Regions from separate parts of the Homo sapiens genome. Here all the other regions are linked to region 1. Evidence: chromatin contacts called from ENCODE Hi-C or POLR2A ChIA-PET data. All regions are on one chromosome and are shown on one strand. The core of a region is the stretch at or near the end of the contact, and the rest is flanking DNA. Distances in the headings are between cores, read along the strand shown. Region 1 has its middle 160 kb from the start of LINC02458. Region 2 overlaps POC1B-DUSP6 (POC1B-DUSP6 readthrough). Region 3 holds the start of LINC02458 (long intergenic non-protein coding RNA 2458).

Region 1 (5,143 bases), core at 1,580-4,079:
AGCATCAGCAGAATGTCTCACATCAAGTAAATTATTAACAATAGGTGTTTATTTGGGAATAAGTTTGTATATTTCTTAAATGAATAACCAAAGTATGTTATTAATTTCCTACTATGTGCACACAGGGCTAGTGGCTACAGAAAAATATATGGCTCAATTCCTTTAGGTAAGGGACTTTAAATCTAGTTGGTGAAACACATATTAAAAGAAAGAGCACTAGCCCATAAGGCATGTCTTAATAAAGTGACAAATGAATAAAATTGACAATCAGTGAACCATTACATGCTGTGTTGAATTCATTCTCCATGAAAATTCAACATGAAAGAGGCCAAGAAGCCTGGATTCCAGTCTTGCTTGTGACATTTCCTAGCAAGAATGTACATTATTTTATTTAACAGTGTTCCACTTGTTTATTTTACTGGAGTGTATACTCTTCAGTTCTTGAGAAGTCTGAGATAATTATCACATCACCACTAACAACTAGTAGTGTTCTTTTGAGCCCTAGGTTTCTGTGGAAGAGCTTCTGTGGAAAAAGTTCAACAGATGTTGACCTCAACTTGCATGTTAAGTGTTTTGGGGAAAATATTTTAAATATCGTAATACTTAAAACACTCCAGAAAGCTCTATGCCAGATGTTAACACATTGGAAACTATCAATGCATTAACTTGTGTTTCCAGTTTGACTTGCTTTTTATGGGCCTCACATTAAAGGCTTCTTCTGCAAGAGTATCCTGAGATTACATAGTAACCTGTTAAAGACTTCCCATTTGCAACTAGTTTTCTGAGTAAATTAGGATCTTTTTTGATAGTGTGTAAATACAAAAGAAATACTAAACTAAATTAGATGCTAAGGATTATGTGAAATCACAAGTGTCATAGTAAGCTCTCATTCCAAGTTTTTGTATTAATCAAAACAACCTTAGTTTCATTTATTGACTATATACTGAGGAAATTTATTCAATTTGAACTTATAAGGTTATTTTATGAATAAAATATCGTTTCTATGTAGTAAAATTCCATTTACATTTTTATTTAAGAGGAATTACTTCTGCAAAAAAAAACGCTAGAAATAACTTGAAATGTACATTCCGAAACAAATAGTATATGATTCTCCACACAAAACTTAGCTTGATAACAAAAGCATAAAACAGTTACCTTGTTTCCTGAGATTTTATAAAATCACACACTACACACACCATATATAAGGCAACTACCAGAATCTGCTTACTAGTTAAAAATACTTGCTCTTCCCACTTGGTTTTGCACAACACCTGCAATTTAATCAGGATGTTTTTGGGTGTGCCTGTACTTCCCTGTCAACATTTCAGTTTTGGGCAAACGCCAACCTGTAAGAGATTTTCATCTGGAGACTGTTTCCCTTCTTGCAACATCAGTTGTACTGTTGCCAAAAACATCACCCTACTAAGGGAACATCCCCTTTTATTCACTCCCATCCATTTCTGGACTCAAATAATAAACACTTAGTCCTGCATCTGAATGAAGCTTTTTTTTTTTGCCTTTTCTTCACCTAAAACAATTCTCACTAACCTCAGGGGGTCAATCTTTTTCAACATGTTCTTAATACCCCAAGTACTAAGCTACTCTGTTTTTTGTTTGTTTTTTGTCTTTTTGCTTTTGTTTCATTTTTTTTGTCAAAAAGGCTCATAATATTTGGGGCTGCAAACTATTCATCATCCTGAGAGAATTCAGCTCTCTAATTCTGCACAGGAGTAGAACAGGCATTTCTGTTTCTACCCATTGTGGTATTTTAAAATATTAACCTCAAAAGATGCTCCATATCATACGTTATCAAGGAAATTCAAACTGAAACAATGAGATACCACTACACACCTTTGAGAATGAACAAAACCCAGAACTAACAACATCAAACGCTGACTAGGATGTGAAGCACAAGGACCCATTTATTGCTGGTAGGAATGCAAAATAGTACAGCTACTATGGAAGACAATTTGGCAGCTTTTTAAAAACTGAACACTCTTAACATATGATCCAGCAATCCTGCTCCTTGGTATTTACCAAAGAAATGGAAAACTTAGGTCCACACAAAAACCTGCACACAGATGTTTATAACAGCCTAATTCATAATTGCTAAAATTTGGAAGCAACTGAGATGTCCATCAGCAGATGAATGTATAAATAAACTGAGGCACATCCAGAAAATGGACTATTACTCAGTGCTAAAGAGAAATGAGCTATCAAGCCTTGAAAAGACATGGAGAAAGCTTAAATGCTTGTATACTAAGTGAAAGAAGCCAAACTGAAAAGTTACATACTATATGACTCCAACTATAGGATATTCTGCAAAAGGCAAAAATATAGAAACAGTAAGATGATCAATGGTTGCCAGGGGTTAGAAGGGAGGGAAGGAGGAATAGCCAGAGCACAGGGGGTTTTCATGACAATGAAAATACTCTGTATGATACTATATGGTGAATTCATGTCATTATACATTTGTCCAGACTCGTAGAATATACATCACCATGAGTGAACCCTAATGCAAATTATGGATTTGAGGTGATTATATTGTGTCAGTGCAGGCTTATCAACTGTAACAAATGTAACATCCTGATAGGAGATTTTAATAGTGGTGGAGGCTATGCATGTGTAGGGGTGGGGAGTATACAGGAAATCTCTATACCTTCCTCTCAATTTTGCTGTGAATCTAAAATTACTCTAAAAAATAGTCTTTTAAAAAATGCTAATCTCCTCAGTACCTATATACCAACACAGAGCTTTGTCCTTTTTTACAAGGTAGACACCCTTTGTTAAGCGTGATCAAACCTGTGAGCCAATTTCCTAGAAAAAATGTAATGCTAGGGGAGACTGTTCTGATTACCAAACAATGACTCAGTGTGTTAAAAGGGCAAACCTAAACTGAAAAAATCCTGTTGAAGACAGGCATGGTTTCCTGAGAAAGAAGATTATGAACAAGTAAGCTATATTTATCTAGATCTGGGTCTGCATTCTGTTAGAAATACTTTTGTTTTTCATCACTATTGCATTTTTAATATTCCAGCAAACTGTGATTGCTTAAATTGCTCAAAGATGTTAAATATTTATACTTTTGTGGAAGTCTTAAGATCAAGAAGAAAATGCACCTAATAGAAACAATCTGCTGGAGTGGTCAATAGGCCTGTTTAGACTGTGGCGGATGACATTATTCAAGCTGGCGAGTTATTTAGACTTGGATATTTTAAAGAGTAGAAATACTAAATAGCTAAATTCTATCACACTCAATAATTATTTGTATAATATTGAAGATATGATATTAGAATATTTTCTTTCAAAAAACTATGCTGAGTCTGTTCTGCTATGTGCCAGTTCATTGCATATGTACAGTAAAAAATTAGAAGTTTACCTTCAAATATCTAAAAAAAAAGTAATAATAAATTAGATAATTCCTAAGACTAAAGAACAAAACGAAAACTTTTATTTTCACTGTGGCCTTCAATATACTTCCCCATACATATAAACTTTTCTTCCTAGCTCATTACACACAAGCCACTCTGAGCTTCTTTCAGTTCCTAAACATACCTAATTTCATGCTTGCTTAAAGACTTTCTACCTGCCATTCCTTTTTCTGGAATATTCTTCCCCAATTTTTCACAAGATTTAACCACAAGAGCAGGGAATTTTAAAAGCAGGGACTTGGGAGTACGAATACCAGGACACTGTGAATTAATATATGTAAATGACTGAAATATAATTAAGTGCTTAATAGTTATAGGTCATTATTGTGTTGCTTGTCATCATTAGCCTTCTATTCTCAGCTCTGATGTTACCTCCCCGTAGAAAGAAGCCCCCTCTGAACATTGAAAGTAGAGATTCTCCTGCCATCCTTCCTTCTCCAACCTGGTCACTCTCTGTCACATCACCTTTTCCATTTCCTCCCTGCAAATGAGGATTGCCTAATGAATAGCATTTTATAGAAAGGCTAAACTCTGGAAACACTTGCCATATTTTTAATAGTCAAATTCTTTCTCTAGTTTCTGTAGGTAAAGAATTTGTTAAACTTGTCCCAATGAAAGTGACAAAAAGTCAGCACTTATTTTTAGATAAGTAGAACAACCATCTAAATGGCATTACAGACTGGGCATGGTGGCTCATGTCTGTAATCCCAGCACTTTAAGAGGCCAAGGCGGGCAGATTGCTTGAGCCCAGGAGTTCGAGATCAGCCTGGGCAATATAGTGAAATCCCATCTCTATAAAAAATAAAAATAAAAAATTAGCTGGGCATGGTGGTGTGCACCTATAGTCCCACCTACCTTGGTCGTACCACTGCACTCCAGCCTGGGTGACAGAGTGAGACCCTGTCTCAAAAAAAATTAAATTAAATTAAATTATATTACAGCATAGTGGTTTGTTGTTTGTGGCAAAAGAAGCCAGAACAAAGAAATCAGTGACTATATATAACATGCTTTCTTTCTTTGGGCAAGTCAGGCAGTAATATATTTTGGAGACAGTGTCTAGGAAGGTAACAGGAAGACTCTTCACATTTTAAAATCTAAGACAACCACACTGAGTTATTTATATTAAATTTGGGTGGGAAGTATGGCAGAGAAGAGAAGAATCTTGGGCATGATTTTCCAGCATCCTCTCAGAGACCCTAATTATTCTCTATCTCTTCTTGAAAATTAAAAATTTTTACTTTATGAAAATCATTACCCAAAAATATGATATTGCCTGAAAACATAAATACATTTCACAAAATGTTACATAAACTCTTGCACACTGGATGTAGTAAATCATTAAATATAGTGTTTATCCCCTAACTTTTGAAAAAGTTAACTTGGAGACAAATCAAGAAGGCAAATCAGTGTCCTTTGGTGCCCATTCGAAAAAGTCCTGGGGTAGAATTGATGGTTGACCTGACCACCCTGTTTCCAACATGAACATGCTGATATTCCGATATTTATTCTTCCCATCCCTTTCTCAGGTCATTATTTCACCCCTCCCCATCTTCAGATGAAAAGAGAAAGAAAGAGAACACTGCCATGGTAAGGTAGATTTAGGTTGGGTCTTCTTCCCACACTTTAGTCTTCTACCTGAGATCATCCTGTTAGAGTTTAGTGTACTTAACAAGTCCAGATGTCTCTGACAGTGATCTCTTCACCAAACACTT
Region 2 (5,143 bases), core at 946-3,445, 210 kb after region 1:
TTGTTTCCAGAATTTGTTATTAGAAATACCATTGTGTCAACAGTACTACACTAATAATTTTATTTTATTTTATTTTACTTTTGAGATGGAGTTTCACTCTTGTTGCCCAGCCTGGAATGCAATTGCACAATCTTGGCTCACCGGAACCTCCGCCTCCCAGGTTCAAGCGATTCTCCTGCCTCATTCTCCCAGGTAGCTGGGATTACAGGCATGTGCCACCATGCCCGGCTAATTTTGTATTTTTAGTAGAGATGGGGTTTCTCCATGTTGGTCAGGCTGGTCTCGAACTCCCGACCTCGTGTGATCCGCCTGCCTCGGCCTCCCAAAGTGCTGGGATTACAGGCGTGAGCCACCGCGCCCGGCCTATAAAATTTTTTAAAGATCCTGGAAGTGGTATAATTCTGTTATCTCAAGTTGTTTCTATTATGTAACAGACAATTATTGAGTGCCTTGATACATGCAGGATGTTAGAATAGCTAACAGAATAAGATATAGACCCTATACTCTGGAGACTAGTCATATAGCAGAGATAGATACTTATACCACACCTTTAAGTTCACCTTGAGAAGTACTACAATAGAAGTGCCAGGATCTAATGTACAGAAATCATTTGTTCTGTATTTGGCTCATAGTAAGTGCCCAGTAACAAAATGATGACAATAATGATGACTGCAGCCACCACACTTTTTCTTTTTGAGACAGAGTCTTGCTCTGTTGCCCAGGCTGGAGTGCAGTGGCACGATCTCAACTCACAGCAGTCTCCACCTCCCAGTTCCAGCGATTCTCCTGCCTCAGCCTCCCAGGTAGCTTCAATTACAGCATATGCCACCATGCCCAGCCAATTTTTGTATTTTTAGTAGAGGCAGGGTTTCACCATGTTGGCCAGGCTGGTCTCGAACTCCTGACCTCAGGTGATCTGCTTGCCTCGGCCTCCCAAAGTGCTGGGATTACAGGCGTGAGCCACTGCACCAGGCCAGCCACCACATTTCTCATAGAATCATTTAAATGCTGGTTTCCGTGATCCACATTTATAGAAAAACAAAATCAAGAGAGCAACGAAAAGTTACTCATTAATTATAAAATCACTGCTAACCCACTATATGTCTAGGCTATGGCAGCAAATAGCAAAGATTATGAAGTTCCTTTTAATTGCTAAGACAAAGTTCCTCATAGAACACAAACCACTTCCATAGTAATATACTAATAGTGTGAGGTCAAACCAACTTAAATGCTGTCAGACAGCATGACTGTCCTCTTCTGAACATGACATGGGTCAGATAGAGTTATTTTTAGATAAGAGATAAGTCAGCTTAACTACACTTCTATGTCTTTAAAAATAAAAGCCCATATAACTTTGGGGACCAAGACAGATTAAGGGAATGCTAAAATTTTCCATAGGTAGATTTTTTTTTTTTTTGCATGTAATTCCTGATTCCCACCATTGCTTTCAGCAGCCCGGTCCACAGACCTGAACAATGGTTAATGTTTAAAAAGGTACAGCGTGTTCTGCTTAACAACTCTGCTCATTTCCTCTTCCTGATGGTGCTGCTGTGATTGCAGAACTCAAGTAAGGGCTTTTTACTATATGAGAATACATGAGAAATGATGCTCAAGTCATAATAAATGTGAGATTAAGGTCACTTGAAGATAAGAAGGTTGCAGCCTTAAGGAAAAACTTCAGTTGGCTTGGACCTCTGCGGGGGCAGGTTTACTGTAGTTTGTGGAAATAACCCACAGCTACTACTGAAATATGTGTAAGGATTTCAGACAGGAAATGAAGGAAATGCTGCATTAAACTAAAAGCACTTTAGGATTTAAATAAGCCGAATATAGATTCTCTGGTGAGAATTTGATCAGGGCACTGCTGGCATTGGCCCACCCTCTCATCTACAGTAGTGGAATTACAGTCTGCCTATCAAGTCCAGAATACAAAGTGCTTTCAGTCCTCTGACTATCCTCTTTCCTCTTTTATTAATTCCATTTCTCATTAAAATCCCCTGTACAATGTTCCATGAGAGTGAGCTCAAGGCAGCTACTGACATTTCCCATAAATGATACGCCCAATCTTCTTCCTACTAATCCAATTAGTTCTACTTCCTTCAAACTTCATTCAAAACTCAACTCATCTGATCTATGCCTGATGACCTTACAGTCATTCCTTGTCACTGTAAACCCTCAGCAGTTATTGTTGACTGATTTGCTCACTATGACCATGTGTTTACTTGTGCCTGGCATTAGGCTTGGTGCTGGGGCTACACTGATGAGTAAACCCCAGTCACTGCCCTCATGGAGGTCACAGTTCACATGAAAAAAACATCCTAATAAACTGTGATAAGGGCAATGGTCAAGATAGGCATGCGGAAGTATGAGGACAAGACATTCATCCTCTGGGGTGTCAGAAGGCTTCCTGGAAAAGCTGATGCCTGAGCTGGATTTTCAAGTAGAGGAAGGTCGGGGAGATATAGATGGTAGGTAGTGTAATCCATGAACAGTTGAGATGGCCCTGTGTGCCATGGTATGCTTGGGTGTATTCATGACTTTCACTTCATGAGAAGTTCCCTGTATTTGGGTTCTTTTCCTACAATTGAATTATAAGCTCTTCCAGGAACCATATTTTCTACTTATTTTGCCTTCTTCCCCTTGGGTCTCTTACAGTCCCCAGAGAGTTTTAAAGAGTTGTGTTTCACCATCCTGGGAAACACACTGCTGACTCACTGACCACCTCCAGGCCACTCTGCCCACCGTGTGTTAACAAGACTGTGTGGCCATGGAAAGATATGTAAGGCTGCAAGCCTTTTATCAGCTGTCAGGATAGACCCAGGAAGACACACAGGTCTGACTCAAAGCACATATATACTGCCTAATGGAAGAAACCATCCAAACCACTTACCCAGAAGTTCCACAAGCCCATCACATGCCATCCTTCCACTATTTCATATTCTTAGCCTTTGGTATGGTGATTTAAATTTTACATTCAAAGAGTTCTGCACCAATATTTCTATTAAGATTTCATTGGATAATTTTAAAAAGTCACTAAGCAAGTATGGAATGGATTTTCTACTCATCCCACAGAAACAGAAAGTAACCATTTTTTAAAATTAAAATCTTAAAATTGATATGGTGGATACTTTTACTGAGGTGGTCCCTGCCTCAAAAGTTGCCACTGCTGGGCAACTCACTGTCCTCTCTTAAGTCATGTGACTTTCTTTAGCAGTGGAAATACTTAGTGCACCTCATGAGTCTTGGAGAGTTTCGTTGAGTTCCTTTGCTTTGCAATGAGAAGATCGGATCCAGGTTGAGGTTGAGGGCGGGTATATGTGCTTTGTTTCCGGCCTCATATTTGGCCTCTAGGTAAATAGAACTCCACATTTCAAGGCTACCAAATCTTTCATGGATGGTTAAATCCCAATCCCTCCCCCACTCCAGGGTCAGGGGTGGAGGAAGGAGGAGAGGTAGAACAACAGGGTAAACTGAAAACAATCAATCAAAAAAAGACAGAAAAAAAGCACCGAGCCAGTTTCACAGGCTCCGTTGCTCCAAAGCCATCATTTCAAGGTTATGGCTTTAAAATTATGGAGGAGGCAGCTTTCACCTGAGCCCTCCTTAATGGAAACAGCTGGAATCTAGCCTGCCTTTGGAAATAAGAGAGGACAATCCTGGAGCATAAAGCCAGCTGGGAAAAACTGGTCACTGAACACAAAGCTTTTTGAACTACCAAATAAAATACATGGGTACTTTATTTCCGATGACCCAGTAGCAGGGCCTAAATCATATTTGAGTGTGAAAATGAAATTAATGGCCTGTGTAAATTCCCCAACTAGAGTTTCCAAATTCTGGTCACCGGTGTCCTAACAAGCAAACCGCACAGGGAGGAGATGGTTAAATAACAGCCACTTCCAAACCCAAGGCTCTATACCACTGAGGAGGAAGAAAGACAAGCCATACTTCCTAATTTAGTTAAACTAAATAGTATCCAGATCCAGTTACCCATTTCAAACATATTAGAATAACTTTATGCAAATACTTTGGGAAAGCAAATAATATTCATGAGTGACCTTAACTACAAGCCCCTGTGTCCTTATTAGTCTATCAGAGATATTAATATTAGAACTTAACTCAAAAGACAGTGAGGACATGTTTTCATATAAAAAAGACATGTAGGCCAGGCAAGGTGGCTCACACCTGTAATCCCAGCACTTTGGGAGGCTGAGGTGGGCGGATCACGAGGTCAAGAGATTGAGACCATCCTGGCCAACATGGTGAAACCCCATCTCCACTAAAAATACAAAAACTAGTTGGGCGTGGTGGCACGTGCCTGTAATCCCAGCTACTCGAGAGGCTGAGGTAGGAGAATCACTTGAACTCAGGAGGCGGAGGTTGCAGTGAGCCAAGATCGCACCATTGCACTCCAGCCCGGGTGACAAGAGCGAAACTCCATCTCAAAAAAAAAAAAAAAAAAAAAAAAAAGACATGTAATGTTTTCAAGTCCTCACATGGTAGGCACCTAAAGGTAATTTGCTTCCTCCTTTTCTTCCACGATTCTGACTCCATTTTCTTATGATCTTGGCAGTTGGCTATAAAACCAACTTCTGGCTTTTCTTTGCTCATGTTTGCATTCCCAGCAGGGTCTTGAAAACTCATCGAGAACAGAAATCTTGTCTGATATGCTGTTGTTCCCACAGAGGGCTGGACATAGTAGGTAGACAGTAGGTGCTCCATGCATTTCTTTTTATGCCTGCAATGAACTGCTTCACTCTTTTCAGATGTTTCTCCCCTCTTAATTACACACAAAGGATGGTAAGAAAACATAAAATGTTTTTCAATACTTCATGGCCTTTCCCCACATTTTAAGACAACCAGTCTAACAGGAAAGGAACCAGAAGGGGGAAGCTATTTCTTAACATATTTGACCTAATTAAAGGGCGATGCCTGAATTTCCCAACGAGGACAGCATTACTGGAGAGATAACCCTCCAAATGGCTTTTTAAGTACAGTCCCAGCAAAATGAAAGTTTAAAGGAATTATCCATCCAAGAGTGTGTTTTACAGATAACCCCTTAGCTTTACTGAACACAGCTCTCTAATCTGTTGCAAAATACCAGCACTCTTGTGGCTGCCTCATTGATACCATCAACCACCAGGCA
Region 3 (5,143 bases), core at 1,623-4,122, 160 kb before region 1:
GATGGTTACACTGAGTTGTCGACCTTAAAATGATTGATTTTATGTTTTATAAATTTCATCTCAGTGAAATTTAAATCAATTATAAATTGATCTTTTAAAGTCAGAACTAATGACCTTTCATCCAAGATTGCTGCTGAGGGCTCTTCTGTTTTTTCTTTTCTAGATGGAGTCTTACTCTGCCGCCCACGCTGGAGTGCAGGAGCGATCTCGGCTCACTGCAACCTCCGCCTCCGGGATTCAGGCGATTCTCCTGCCTCAGGCTCCCTAGCAGCTGGGATTCCAGGTGTGCGGCACAGTGCCCGGCTAATTTTTGTATTTTTAGTAGAGATAGAATTTCGCCACGTTGGCCAGCCTGGTATTGAACTCCTGACCACAGGTGATCCATCCGCTCAGCCTCCCAAAGTGCTGAGATTACAGGAGTGAACCACCGCGCCCAGCAGCTGAGGGCATTTTCTTTGTTGAGGAAAGTAATAGTGATGATCAGATTTGTAATTTTCCTGTATTAAATGCCTAGAACTCTACAGTCAACAGATGGCGCTCTAGTTCCAATTGTTACAGAAGTTCTCTGCCCATCCGCAAGCAAAGCGTTGTTTTCATCAGTGAAAAGAGAATAAACACTGTGCTTTAACTTTTTTACGTAGCTAAAGAAAATAAATAAAGCGTCTTAATTCCTTTCAGAGATTACTTTCAACTCAATTATGAAGTTAATATTAGACAGCGACTTTTAGAACAGAAGTCATACTTGAAAATATTATGCATATCAAAACAGCAGATAGAGTTTTAAAAAGCAAGAGTTTTACAAGCAGATAGACCTGGATTCTAATTTAAACCCTACCATTTTCTCACTGTGCGTCCTTGAGCAATTTGCTGAAACTCTTTGAATCTCAGTTTCCTCTTCTGCAAAATTTTGACAATAATACCTACTTCTGAAGGTAGTTTTGACAATTAGAAATAATGTCACATGCTTTGCAAAACATTTAGTATGTAGTAACTACTCAGAAAGATATAGCTATTCTAATTAGTGACAGAGAACATACAAACATACAGGTAGGATTTCTCTGCCTTAGATCATATGTGTTTAAATGAGTTTGAAGCATCAGAGATCTAGTTGTAAATTCTGAGTAAGCTGAAAGTGTTATACGGTTATGCTTTCTCTAAACCAATCATTGAAGTGATGCCATATTAATATGGCAGAAAGTTTGTAATATATTTTTAGGTAGAGAGAAAAAAACAGATTATAAAATGGTAATATAGTGTCATCCCAATTTTGTTTAAAAACAGTATACATCTAGTAAGATATAAACCAAAATGTTAAGGTTAGTTATCACTGGTTTATGAGACTATAGTTTATTTCTATATTTTTAACACTTTTCTGCATTTTTAATATTTTCTATAATAAATAAGTATTCATTTTTCATGACAAAAAGAAATGTCATGTAATAATATGAAGTCAAACATATATCAAATATTGATACTGCAAAAGTTTTCTTTTGTGAACCAGTTGAATCCATAGAAGGACCGCTCTCAGAGCTCAAACACAGTGCTCCAGGGTGCTACCTGCTGCTTAGAATTCTCCATAGGAGAAACGAGAAAAAGAAAAACCAAGCCCAGTTATGCTTCTCTGTGCCAGTTTTTCAAGCCAGCATATATAGAAGTATCTAGAAGATATACAAATGATTAGGAAACAGGAAGTTCAGCCAGCCACATTATTTAGGATCATGTCAAATACATCCCTAAAAATTAAAAAGTAATAATGATTTCCGTATTTCTTATTAATCTTAATTCGTGAGACAAGGCCTTTGTATCAATTCATAATAAATTTAGGAGTATTCGTGAAAAATTTTAAATACAATATATACTTTGACCAGCAACCCCACTTCATGGACACTGACCTACAGAAAGACACATTTGTGTACCAAGTTTCATGGCCAAGAATTGTACAGGAAAACATTGTAAGAACAAAGATTTCCACTAAAGGGGAAATGATTTTAACATTATGAGACATTTATACTATGTAATGCTATCCATCTGCCAAACAGAATGCTATAGACTTCTACATATGGACATGGAATGATCTCCTACACGTATTAACTGTAAGAAAAATAAGCAAATTCAAGAACTATTTCCCAAAGAAACCCCTTTTATGTTTTAATAAATCTATATGTGTGTATAGATTTGTATATTTATATATGTAAATACATAGAAATATTGAAAAGGTCTAGAAAGATACATACCCAGTTATTAACAATGACTATGTCTAGGAAAGGTCGTTTTTAAAACTTTATATTTTCTGAATTGTTTTAATTCCTTCATACACACACATTTCCATTTATAAACTTGAATTCAGTTGAACTCTTGGCAGGGATGGAAGACATGGTGTCCATCTAGCCACAGAGACATAACTGATAGCTCAGACTGGTAGGAGAATCAATTAACGCACTCATTCAACAAACATTTATTGAATATTTACAAGATGCCAAGCCTATGCTAGAAACTGTAGGTGCAAAAATGAAAATAGTAAAACATTGTCTCTGTCTTCAAATTTTCCACGAAGGTATACATACCTCATTAAAAAAATCTGGATTTTCACTTGTTCTTTATCTTATATGTTTTTTATAAAGTTAGTAGAAACAACGGTTTCTTAGTGTTGCAGAAAACGCAGTAATGAATCATTAACAATGAATCATTAACAATGAATCAACAGTGGCTCGAGGAAACATCTTTATGACTTACATCATTAAGATTTGAAGAATTGATTCTGCTCCCACCTCCTAACATATACCCTTCTACCCCTAAGCTCACGGTTGATGCCAAAATCTCTTTATTGTGAGTTACACGGAGACAGGAGCAGCGACGCAAGCTACGTGAAGTCTACTAAATCCACTGTTGCCCTCTCGGTAAACCAGTATGAATGCAGCAACAGGAAGGACCACAAGATGGCAGACTGGAAACGAGTCATGGAGCCTACAGCAGGCGATGAGGTGCTACAGCCAGTGGAATCCCGTAGCCCTGGCATCTGAAGAGAGACTGGGAAGGGCTTTATAGATCTGTTGAACGGAGGGATCAGAGCGAAGAACAATTTTGGCACCACTCTAGTGCTTGCTCACATCTCTTAGTGTTCTATTTAGTTGTTTTTACCATCTAAAAAACAAACCATGTTCATCTCTTCTTCCCACCCCAAATAGATAGTCATACTCATCAAAATCAATCATAGCTTTCTATTTTAGTATGATTGAGTAGCAGAATTTTTAAATTGGACAGGATCTCCCCAAATTTGAGGATGAGGTGCTTCATGCATAGGGAGGAGGCAGAAAGATAGATAGGGACCTGGTGGGACAAAGAAGCACAAGTCCACATTGTCATAAGGAAAGGCTCTTTTCATGATGTATGGGGACTAGGGTTGAGAAATTATTTTCAGGAAGTTGTGTGAGTAAGGCCAAAACTGTAATTTTCCAGACTTTATACCTGTGCATGCAGAGACACATAGGTAAAGATGTTGAGTAATGTGAAAGTGTACATTGGTGCTGCTGTTCTTATTTAAGCAGATAAAGTATCTACATAACCTATGATCCAGCCATTTCATTCCTGGGCATATATCTCAAATAAATCCTCACACAGGCTTGCAAGCATATATGCACAAAGATGACAGTGTGGTTTGTAGTGTCCAGCAACTGGAGGTAACCTGGGTGCTCATAATTGGGAGAGTAGATAAGTAAGTGGTGGCTTACAGATATTTACAGGATCATGCATAAAAGGGCAAATGGCCAAGCAGCACATATTTTGACCTGCCAACACGGTGTTGACCAGGATGGCTCTTGGAGACAGAAGGAGCAGACATCTGGGACCTCCAATATTGTCCTATCATACTCTGAGACAGTGCACAGCAATCTGGCAGGGCCAACTGTCTGACTCTAGGAAAAGGACATTGAACCTTGAGCTAGGAGGTTTGAAAGCTGTGATTGAGGTGGCATTGGCCTCTTTTGAAAAGCAAAATCCCAAAGTGTATTTTGAGAACATTGATAATTTGTTGTCAAGACAAGTTGCATAAAAAGCCGGCCCGGCACGGTGGCTAATGCCTGTAATCTTAGCACTTTGGGAGGCTGAATGGGTGGATTGCCTGAGCTCAGGAGCTCAAGACCAGCATAGACAACATGGTGTAACCCTATCTCTACTAAAATGCTAAAAAATTAGCCTGGCATGGTGGTGCGGGCCTGCAGTCCCAGTTACTTGGGAGGCTGAGGCATGAGAATCACTTGAACCCGGGAGACGGAGGTTGCAGTGAGCCGAGATCACACCACTGCACTCTATCCTGGGCCACAGATCAAGACTCTGTCAAAAAGAGAAAAAAAGGCAAAAGTAGAATAATTAATACTGTGTGGTATAGACACAGAGTCAAATTTATTGACCAGAACAGAATAGACATCAGGAAGAGAGTACACCTGTGAAAAACTAAATGCACAAAAATACAGAAGTCTGACATTGCCAGACATTGGTAAAGATTTGAATGAATGGATATTAATACACTTCTGATGGGAACACACATCAAATTAATCGCTTTGGAAAACAGTTTGACACCTTCATATCAAGTTAAATAGTTTACATGCAAAGACCAAGCAATTCCACTCTTAGGTACCCTAGAAACTAGAAGAATTGTTGGGCATGTATACCAAGAGAAATGAATAAAACATGTATCACAGTATCCTTCGTATCAGTAAAAATTGAAAAGAAAAAAAGAAAAACCTTCCAATTTCCAACAACAAGAGAGTGACTAAATGAATTATATTATAGAATAATTATGCAGTGGAATATTACACAACCTAAAAATGAATGAACTAAAGCTACTCACAAGCATAGAAAGACATTTTAGAAACATAATGTGAAATGAAATAAGTCACAGAAGATGACATATAGCATGATACAAATAGAATGTTCAAAATCAAGCAAAAGTATACAATGTTATTGTTGGGGAAACATTAACTAAAAAGAACTAAACTACTTCTAAAAATGTAAGAGAATGACAAGCATAAAATTTAGGAGAGGAGTTAGTTACCTCTTAAAACGGAGGCACAGGCTGGGCTTGGGGACAATCACATTCCTGCAAGGGCTGACTGAGGTAAGATCAGTGATGGAGTCACAGATATGC

What was found. Hi-C counts contacts between places; a loop is a spot of excess contacts on that map. ChIA-PET counts read pairs that join two places held with the same protein, here RNA polymerase II (POLR2A). Pooled maps may share reads with other maps.
Region 2: a loop to region 1 is called in a pooled map, with 5 times the contacts of the local background. The contact joins two enhancer-like sites. A Hi-C loop is called at or near these places in 5 of 50 pooled maps. POLR2A ChIA-PET finds 5 or more read pairs at or near these places in 2 of 52 experiments (A673 and activated T-cell).
Region 3: a loop to region 1 is called in a pooled map, with 5 times the contacts of the local background. The contact joins the promoter of LINC02458 here to the enhancer-like site in region 1. A Hi-C loop is called at or near these places in 5 of 50 pooled maps. POLR2A ChIA-PET finds 5 or more read pairs at or near these places in 2 of 52 experiments (MCF 10A and activated CD4-positive, alpha-beta T cell).

What each region holds. Positions count from the first base shown.
Region 1 is chr12:89,178,847-89,183,989 of GRCh38, forward strand. No RefSeq gene overlaps it. Among named protein-coding and RNA genes, the nearest start is that of LINC02458, 160 kb to the left of the region's middle. Within about 2 kb of position 2,830, at least 4 of the 41 ENCODE cell types and tissues checked have a DNase peak (open chromatin) inside an H3K27ac peak, as active enhancers do.
Region 2 is chr12:89,388,741-89,393,883 of GRCh38, forward strand. All of the region lies in intron 9 of POC1B-DUSP6 (POC1B-DUSP6 readthrough), which reads right to left. The region is part of intron 1 of LOC124902980 (a long non-coding RNA gene); the gene reads left to right. Among named protein-coding and RNA genes, the nearest start is that of DUSP6, 39 kb to the left of the region's middle. Within about 2 kb of position 2,196, at least 8 of the 41 ENCODE cell types and tissues checked have a DNase peak (open chromatin) inside an H3K27ac peak, as active enhancers do.
Region 3 is chr12:89,016,820-89,021,962 of GRCh38, forward strand. LINC02458 (long intergenic non-protein coding RNA 2458) reads right to left here and starts at 2,873. Exons shown (of 3, transcript NR_038385.1): 1 at 2,734-2,873.